Linked DNA regions of Homo sapiens: regions 1 and 2 are each linked to region 3. The links are chromatin contacts, found by Hi-C or POLR2A ChIA-PET in ENCODE. All regions are on one chromosome and are shown on one strand. Each heading gives the region's core, a stretch centred on a gene start or an enhancer-like site at or near the end of the contact. The rest is flanking DNA. Distances are from core to core; before and after follow the strand shown.

Region 1 (2,700 bases), core at 170-2,669, 160 kb after region 3:
GATCACAAGGTCAAGAGATTGAGAACAATCTGGCCAACATGCTGAAACCTCATCTCTACTACAAATACAAAAATCAGCTGGGTGTGGTGGTGCGTGCCTGTAGTCCCAGCTACTCAGGGAGGCTGAGGCAGAAGAATTGCTTGAACTCGGGAGGCGGAGGTTGCAGTGAGCCGAGATTGTGCCACTGCACTCCAGCCTGGCAAAATACTGGTGGCCAGGCATGGTGGCTCATGCCTGTAATTCTAGCACTTTGGGAGGCTGAGGTAGGTGGGTAGCTTGAGTCCAGCCTGGGCAACATAGTGAAACCCTGTCTCTACCAAAAATACAAAAATTAGCTGGGTGTGGTGGTGTGTGCGGTAGTTCCAGCTGGGAGGATTGGGTGAGCCCGGGAGGTGGAGGTTGTGGCGAGCCGAGATGGCGCCATTGCATTCCAGCGTGGGCAACAAGAGCAAAACTCTGTCTCAAAAAAAAAAAAAAAAAAAAAGTTGTGGGTTCTGGTGGTTTACTGCTGTGATTCTGTTTAGATTGGCTTTGCTATCACTTAATGCCATTGTCCCTTTGTGTTTACCAAATCACTGGGTAAGAACCCAAACCTTTGCCAGTAACATGGCATTCTTCCAGGGTTCTTCTCCTTCCAAAGTCCTTTTGTGGTCTGAAGGACTGAATGTCCACAGCCGTTCCCTCATCTGCATCCAGCGACTGTCTGAGCACCTGTTAGGTACCAGTCATGCTCAGGAGTGAACAGAGGCCTGGGAAGGGCAGGAGTGGAGCTCCCTGCCTTCATGGCTCCTTATTGTAGCTCCTACTTACTCACTGTGTGATCGTGGGCAAGGTTCCCAATCTCTCAGTGTCTCAGTTTGCTCATCTGTACAATGGGAATAGTTTTAGTGCCTAGCTCTTACGATTGCTGTAAGGAGTACAGCATGAATGTTTAATATTATAAAAGTGCTTAGAGCAGTACTGACAAACGGTAATACATAAATGTTTGCTGTTCTTACATTTTTTCAGCAAAGGCAGGCAGACACCATCTAAAACCATACATTCATGTCTTTACAGCCATTGATTGGTGTTCTCCTGGGTAACAGGCACAGTCATGACTACCATTATTTGCTAGAGGCAGATAATGTGGGCAGAGGTGGGAGGTGAGGGGAACCTGTCTACAGCTTCGCCTTAAAGAAAGCGCTCTTGACTCCCATCGCGTTCTAAGAAAGTCTGGGTTGCAGAAGGCAAGCTTGGGCAGGAATGGGGCCCATTGTTTTTCTGGAAGCAAGATTAAGGTCAGGTTCTGAGTCAAATGAAGAGGTCAGCAAACAGCTTGGTAACTCCCCACCTCCTCTTCTCTATGCCTAGTTCTTCACTGCCTGCCCTTCCCAGGGGTGGGTCACAAAGTGGCTTAGGGTCAGGACAGTGAGGCTGTTGAGTGCCATGGGGGGTGTCAGGGAGAAGACAATTCCTACAATGCCACCTCATGTAGCTGAAACCTCGCCTTCCTCTCCTAAGTGTTCTGTGCCTGAGTGCTGGGGTCAGGATTATGCATGGTCCCAACAGGGCTTGACCAGGCAGGACAAGCAGGTGTGTGATTTGTATGCTTGAGGTCACCATGGTGGCTGTCCCTTTGCTACCCTGGAATTGGTTTCTGGTCTCTATATTCAGAGTGACTCAGGGAAAAGCATACTGCTTATTGTAAACACTGCTGACTTGGAAGAAGAGATTCTCCTTGCAAATGTGGTAGGAACCAGTTTAAGTGTGATGTCTGGAAGGCTGGGCTCTGTGCCTGAAAGGAAATCTGCCACACCCTTGCTAAACTGGACAGAGAAGGGGCCATGGCAGGCTGGTGAAGCACCTGTGCTGGGAAATGTGGGTCCGAAGGCCCCAGTCCTCTCCTTGGGAGCTGGATCAGGGTTTATTTTAAAGCCCATTCTTACCTCTTAGCTTGGCAAAGTATTGCCAAGCCTGGGGAAAACCAGCCATTCATGTATATTTCTGGCGAGTGTAATGTACCTCCTCTTTGGAGGGCAATTTGGCTGTTGTCTATTGAAATTAAAAATATGCGTCTCTTCCTGGAAAGGGAATTGTTGGGGGAATTTATCCTACAGATACCCTCCCGTGTGTGTAATGATAGCCGGACCAGGATGTTCTTTAAAAGTGGTTCTCAGCCAGTTTGTTACAAAGGTCATGAATTATTCAGCAAGATGATAATGGTTTTATGTTTTTAAAAATGATAAATTGTAGCCTGTTGATCATCGTTAAAAATATTTGAATGCTATTTGTATGGCTTTCTCTGTGAACTTCAGTGATTATTTTGGACAGTTTGTGTTTGTAGAACTTGCTGCCAGACAGTGCCCCTTGTGGTTGAGTGGCTGCACTACATGGCATATGTATCAGTTTCCTGCGGTCACCATAACTAAACACCAAATACAGGTGCAGAGCTTCATTCTCTCATAGTTCTGGAAGCCAGAAGTCCGAGATCAAAATGTTGTCAGGACCATGCTCTCTCTCCAAGCGCTGGGAAAGAATCCTTCCCTGCCTCTTCCACTTGCTGGTGGTTGCTAGCAATCTTTGGCATTCCTTGTCTTGGGGCAGCATCACACCAATGTCTGCCTCTGTCTTCATATGGCTGCTGTCTCTGCTGAGCATCTGTGTATGTCTTCTCCTCTCCTGTTCCTTTTTTTTTTAATTTTTTTTCCTGAGACAGTCTCA
Region 2 (2,700 bases), core at 86-2,585, 140 kb before region 3:
ACTCCAGCCTGGGCGACAGAGCAAGATGCCGACTCAAAATATAAATAAATAAATAAATGGAAAATAGCAGGTTTTGACGGGGATGTGGAGAAATTGGTGGCCTCTTACATTGTTGGTGGGAATGAAAGTGGTGCAGCTGTGGAGGGAAGTGATTTGGCAGTTCCTCAAAATCCTAAACAGAATTGGTTTCTTAGGACTGCCGTAACAAAGCACCACAAACTTAGTGGCTTAGACAAAGAAACATGCTGTCTCCCAGTTCTGCAGGTGGGAAGTCCAAAATCAAGGTCTTGGCAGGCACAATGGATCATGCCTGTAATCCCACCACTTTGGGAGGCCAAGGCAGGCAGATCACTTGAGGTCAGGAGTTGGAGACCAGCCTGGCCAACATGGTGAAACCCTGTCTCTACTAAAAATACAAAAAACTACCCAGGTGTGGTGGCAGGTGCCTGTAATCCCAGCTACTCAGAAGGCTGAGGCAGGAGAATTGCTTGAACCTGGAGGGTGGAGGTTGCAGTGAGATGAGATCACACCATTGCACTCCAGCATGGGCAACAGAGCCAGACTCCGTCTTGAGAAACAAAACAAAACAAAACCGATATCAAGGTCTTGGCTGAGTTGGCTCCTTCCACAAGGGAAGGATCTGTTCCAGGCTCTCCCAGCTTTTGGCGTACCTGGCTTGTTGGTGCCACCTTCTCCCTGGGTGTCCACAACATCCTCCCTCCATACATGTCTACGTGTGTCCACATCTCCCTGTTTTAGAAGGACACAAGTCATACTGCTTTAGGGTGTGACATTTTAAGTTGATTACATCTGTAAAGACCCTCCTTATTTCCAAATAACATTACATGCTGAGGTACTGGTGGTTAGGACTTCAAGTATCTTTTTGGGAGTACATAATTCAACCCTTTACAGCATTTGATCCAGCAACACAGTGAAACCCCATCTCTACAAAAAATACAAAAATTAGCCAGGTGTAGTGGCACATGCCTGTAGTCCCAGCTATTTGTGGGGCTGAGGTGGGAGGATTGCTTGAGCCCGGGCTGTCGAGGCTGCAGCGAGCCGAGATGGTACCACTGCACTGGAGCCTGGGCGAAAGAGTGAGACTATGTCTCAAAGAAAAAAAAAAAAAAGTACTCGCCCAGAGAAACCGACTCCCCCGCCGCAGGCTTGTGTTACACTGTGGGCATCTCAACCCAGGCTCCATTTCCCATTCTCTCATTTAGCACAGTATAAAAACCCTACGTTACCTTGGAAAATGAAACTCCAGCTGCACAATTCCCTGCCTCTGAGCAGGGAAGCCTGAGGGCCAGTCTGAAGGCGGAGGCGAAAGCTTCTGAGCCTGTGACTCAGGAGTGCCCAGACGTGGTTTCTGGTCCCACCCAGCTGAGCTCCGTTAGTCACCCCGCAGGGTCACGAGCTTCACGCAGCCTCTAGGCGGCCAGATTGTGTTTCTTCCACCTGCTTTATCAGCCAGGAAACAGGAGCCCCTGACTAATCTGAAGCCCTGGCCTCAGAAGAAAACAACGCTAATGACTCAGAGGCCAGAGCTGAGACCAGACAGACCCGGTGTAGCCACTCGGGCCAGGCTGCTCTGCGAAGCTGCTGTTTCCTCTGCTGCCGAAGCGGTTTCTTCCACCCAGGGCGGTGCGGTGGTTTGGCGACTTAGAGGTTTGGAGGTCCCTTCTTCCTAAGAGTTAACTGTCCTGAAAAAGCCCAAAACAAGAGCGGCATGATCTTAAATCCTGGGGAGAGGACACAGGCTGCCTGGAGGGGCCGAGGGCACACCTAGAGCTGGGGTTTTGTTCTCACTCTGTTGCCCAGGCTGCAGCACAGTGGTGCGATCTCGGCTCACTGCAGCCTCAACCTCGCTGGGCTCAGATGATCCTCCCACCTTAGCCTCCTGAGAAGCTGGGACTACAGGCACGTGCCACCACATCTGGCTAATTTTTTGTAATTTGTAGAGACAGGGTTTCACCATGTTGTCCAGGCTGGTCTTGAACTCCTGGGCTCAAGCAGTCTGCCTGCCCTGGCCCCCCAAAGTGCTGGGATTACAGGCGTGCGCCACCGCGCCTGACCAAAGAGCTGGGTTTTGATTCCACATGTGGAGGAGGTGCCTGCCTAGGGCTGACTGGGAAAAGTGTCTAGGGCTGAGCTCACAAAGTGATGAGCTCCCCGTTGCCAGAGGGCTTCAAGCTGAGGCTGAGTGAGACGAAGCACGATGGAGTGAACGGTATCCCTGTGTTGGAAGGAGGGTGGGTTATGTGAAAAGTGTCCCTTGTGGAAAAGAGGAAAATAGCCCAGCCCTGGGCTCCACTTCCTTGAAAGCGAATTTGGTGTCTGCTCCTTGGACAGATCAACACAAGCACCTACCCTTCCCAGGCCGCCGTCCCTTCTTCACCCAGAAGGGGAGTTCAGGGAAACTGGGCAGACATGGGCAATCCCACTGGGTTGGCTGCTTCTGGCTGTAAAATTCAAATCTCTAAGGCCTCTCCAATAACACAGTCCTAAAATTTCACATCATCAGCAAAGTCATGACTGCCATCTTGAGCTCCAAAACACCCCTCAAATGCGCCTATCCCTCCACCCTGCAAGCCAGCATCTGGCCCAGGTCCGTCCCCGCTGTCTGGACTATTGCAGTCACTGCCTGGCTAGGATTCTGTCCACAGTTCATTGCCCACATGGCATCCAGAGAGCTCTTTC
Region 3 (2,700 bases), core at 78-2,577:
ATACGCCACCATGCCCAGCTAATTTTGTATTTTTAGTAGAGATGGATTTTCTCCATGTTGGTCAGGCTGATCCCAAACTCAGGTGATCCAACCACCTTGGCCTCCCAAAGTGCTGGGATTACAGGTGTGAGCCATCGCGCCTGGCCTAATTTTTGTATTTTTAGTAGAGACAGGGTTTTTCACCATGTTGGCCGGGCTGGTCTTGAACTCCTGGCCTCAAGTGATCCACCCACCTTGGCCTCCCAAAGTGCTGGGATTACAGGTGTGAGCCACGGTACCTGGCCTAATTTTTGTGTTTTTAGTTGAGACAGGGTTTCGCCATGTTGGCCAGGCTGGTCTCGAACTCCCAACCTCAGGTGATCCACCCGCCTCAGCCTCCTAAAGTGCTAGTATTACACGTATGAGACACCACGTCCGGCCCAAACCTGCTTTTTAAAAACTAAAAGACTTTCTTTTGCAGAACAGCTTTAGGTTCACAGCAAAATGGAGTAGAAAGTAGTTCCCGTACATCCCATCCTACATACATACAAGCCTGCCGTATTATCAACATCCTGCACCAGAGTGGTACATTTGTTAAAACTGAAGAGCCTCTACTGACTCACTGTTATCCTCCCAAGTCCAGAGTTTACATCAGGGTTCACTCTTGGTGGTGTACATTGTATGGATTTGGAGAAATGGACAATGACATGGATCTACCATTATAGCTCTGTATGCAATAATTTCACTGCCCTAAAAATCCTCTGTGCTTCACCCATTCATCCCTGCCTCCCTCTCCCCAACCCCTGGCGACCACTGATCTTTTTACTGTCTCCATGGTTTTGCCTTTTCCAGAATGTCACATGGTTGGAATCATACAGTGTGTAGCCTTTTCAGACTGGCTTCTTTCACTTAGCAATGTGCATTTAAGAGAACCCGCTCTTTAACCACAAACATTTCTATATGATTACTCTCTTTGTGGGGGTAGGAGAGAGAGAAATAGCCTCTGGGGCTGGTCATGAAATTAAACAAATGAGCAGCTGTGCTAAGCCGGCAGGAAACATAAGCCTATGGGGCAAAGTGAATCGGAGATGGCAGGCTCCAAATAAAGGCATTTGTATCTAACTAAACACAGACAAAAAGGTCTACACAAAGGCAGTGAGGAGCACCAGTGGGTAAGCCCTGTTTTATAAGCATTCAGTAGCAAAAACCACACACACACACACACACACACACACACACACACACACACACACACACACCATAGAAACACATTCATAAACACTCCTGTGAGCCAAATTTGCAGAGCCACAGATGTTGCAAGTAATCTGAAACTTGGTATTCCGAGCTGGCTTAGCTGTCACTAGAAACCCAGATGGTGGTTTCCCATAAACTGTACATGAAAAACAAGTGAAAGTGCTTAAAAGGAAAAAACAAAATCTCTTACTTCAAAAAGGACACACGATCCTATCTGACTTACATTTGAAATAATGGCATCTTGTCAGGTGGAAAAGAAAGCGCTGTGTCCAAGAATTTGCAAGCTGATAAATACAAGATGAGTTCACTCTGGGGTATCTCCCCCACTGAGGGTCCATTTGCATCCGGGACTGAAACTTTCGTTCTGTTTACTTTGTTGGTGCTTCTATAAATTTGCAAAGAAACGCTTGTTATAAATTCATTCAGATCTGTTATAGTCCATTCACCTATGACCTGTCCCTCAGAAGAATTTTCTTTTTAAGAAATTTTTGGAATAGCTGGTCCTTTCACAAGTACTTCAAGATAACAGCATTTAACATTAGACAACTCTATATCTAAAGTGACGTGCTTTAATCGTGACTATCTTTTCCTCTTGTGTACAGATCTTGTACTGCTTACCTCAATGACTCATCTTCATCTTTTAGATCTTCTTCAAGCTGTGTGAATGTCTGAATCTGAAAAAAAAATGCATTCAAGTTACTATCTGAGACAGATTAAATCTACCCAAATATTTTTTTTTACTTATTTTTAAAAATCGATTAATTTATGAATGAATGAATAAGACGGGGTCTTACTCTGTCACCCAGTCTGGAGTGCAGTGGTACAATCATGGCTCACTGCAGCCTCAACCTTCTGCAGATGCAACTTCCCGCCATGCCGAATTAATTTTTGTATTTTTTTGTAGACAAGGAGTTTCACCATGTTGCCCAGGCTAGTCTCGAACTCCTGGGCTCAAGTGATCCATCCACCTTAGCCTCCCGAAGTGCTGGGATTACAGGCATAAGCTACCACGCCCAGCCCAAATTTATATGTATATAAAAAACTAGTAAGTATTATCAAATGGTACAAGTTAGTTGGAATAACTGACAGGGTGAGAGATCAAATATGATCATAGAGTAAAATATTCTCTGTTTAACCAAGAGCTAACCATGTGCTACCAACCTGATTAAAAATAACATTTAGATAAAATGGGATACATAGGAAATAGTACGTTATGTTACTGAAAAAGCATTTTAAAAAGCTCCAACCTTGCTTTCAAACTTACAATACTTGTACTCACCAATTCAGAGACCATTATTGGCCACAATGAAGTCAAATGTTGAGGAGATATTCTTAGCAGCAAAACTCTGAAAAAAAGAAACATCTGAGCAGCAACTATGGATGTCTGTCCAACTCTGAGATTGTCTGTCAGGCGTTCTAAGGAAAGAAGATTGTAAAGATGTTACACAAATATGCAGTTTAGGGTTT

The links. A loop is a pair of places that touch in the nucleus more often than their neighbours do. ChIA-PET counts read pairs that join two places held with the same protein, here RNA polymerase II (POLR2A). Pooled maps may share reads with other maps.
Region 1: a loop to region 3 is called in a pooled map, with 2.0 times the contacts of the local background. The contact joins the promoter of CBR1-AS1 here to the enhancer-like site in region 3. A Hi-C loop is called at or near these places in 8 of 50 pooled maps. POLR2A ChIA-PET finds 5 or more read pairs at or near these places in 15 of 52 experiments (A673, CD4-positive, alpha-beta T cell, CD4-positive, alpha-beta memory T cell and 11 more).
Region 2: a pooled map shows a loop between it and region 3 (4-fold over the local background). The contact joins the promoter of CLDN14-AS1 here to the enhancer-like site in region 3. A Hi-C loop is called at or near these places in 4 of 50 pooled maps. POLR2A ChIA-PET finds 5 or more read pairs at or near these places in 2 of 52 experiments (activated naive CD4-positive, alpha-beta T cell and naive thymus-derived CD4-positive, alpha-beta T cell).

The regions. Positions count from the first base shown.
Region 1 is chr21:36,125,359-36,128,058 of GRCh38, reverse strand. It overlaps CBR1-AS1 (CBR1 antisense RNA 1), which reads left to right and starts at 1,419. Exons shown (of 4, transcript NR_040084.1): 1 at 1,419-1,572.
Region 2 is chr21:36,428,960-36,431,659 of GRCh38, reverse strand. It overlaps CLDN14-AS1 (CLDN14 antisense RNA 1), which reads right to left and starts at 1,335. Exons shown (of 3, transcript NR_183530.1): 1 at 1,248-1,335. RefSeq lists enhancers at 1,275-1,334, 621-1,496.
Region 3 is chr21:36,287,963-36,290,662 of GRCh38, reverse strand. It overlaps DOP1B (DOP1 leucine zipper like protein B), which reads right to left. Exons shown (of 37, transcript NM_001320714.2): 33 at 2,513-2,649; 34 at 1,852-1,907; 35 at 1,457-1,618. Among named protein-coding and RNA genes, the nearest start is that of MORC3, 31 kb to the left of the region's middle. RefSeq lists a silencer at 821-870. Within about 2 kb of position 1,327, at least 8 of the 41 ENCODE cell types and tissues checked have a DNase peak (open chromatin) inside an H3K27ac peak, as active enhancers do; they include CD4-positive, alpha-beta T cell and CD8-positive, alpha-beta T cell, where a contact is called at or near this core.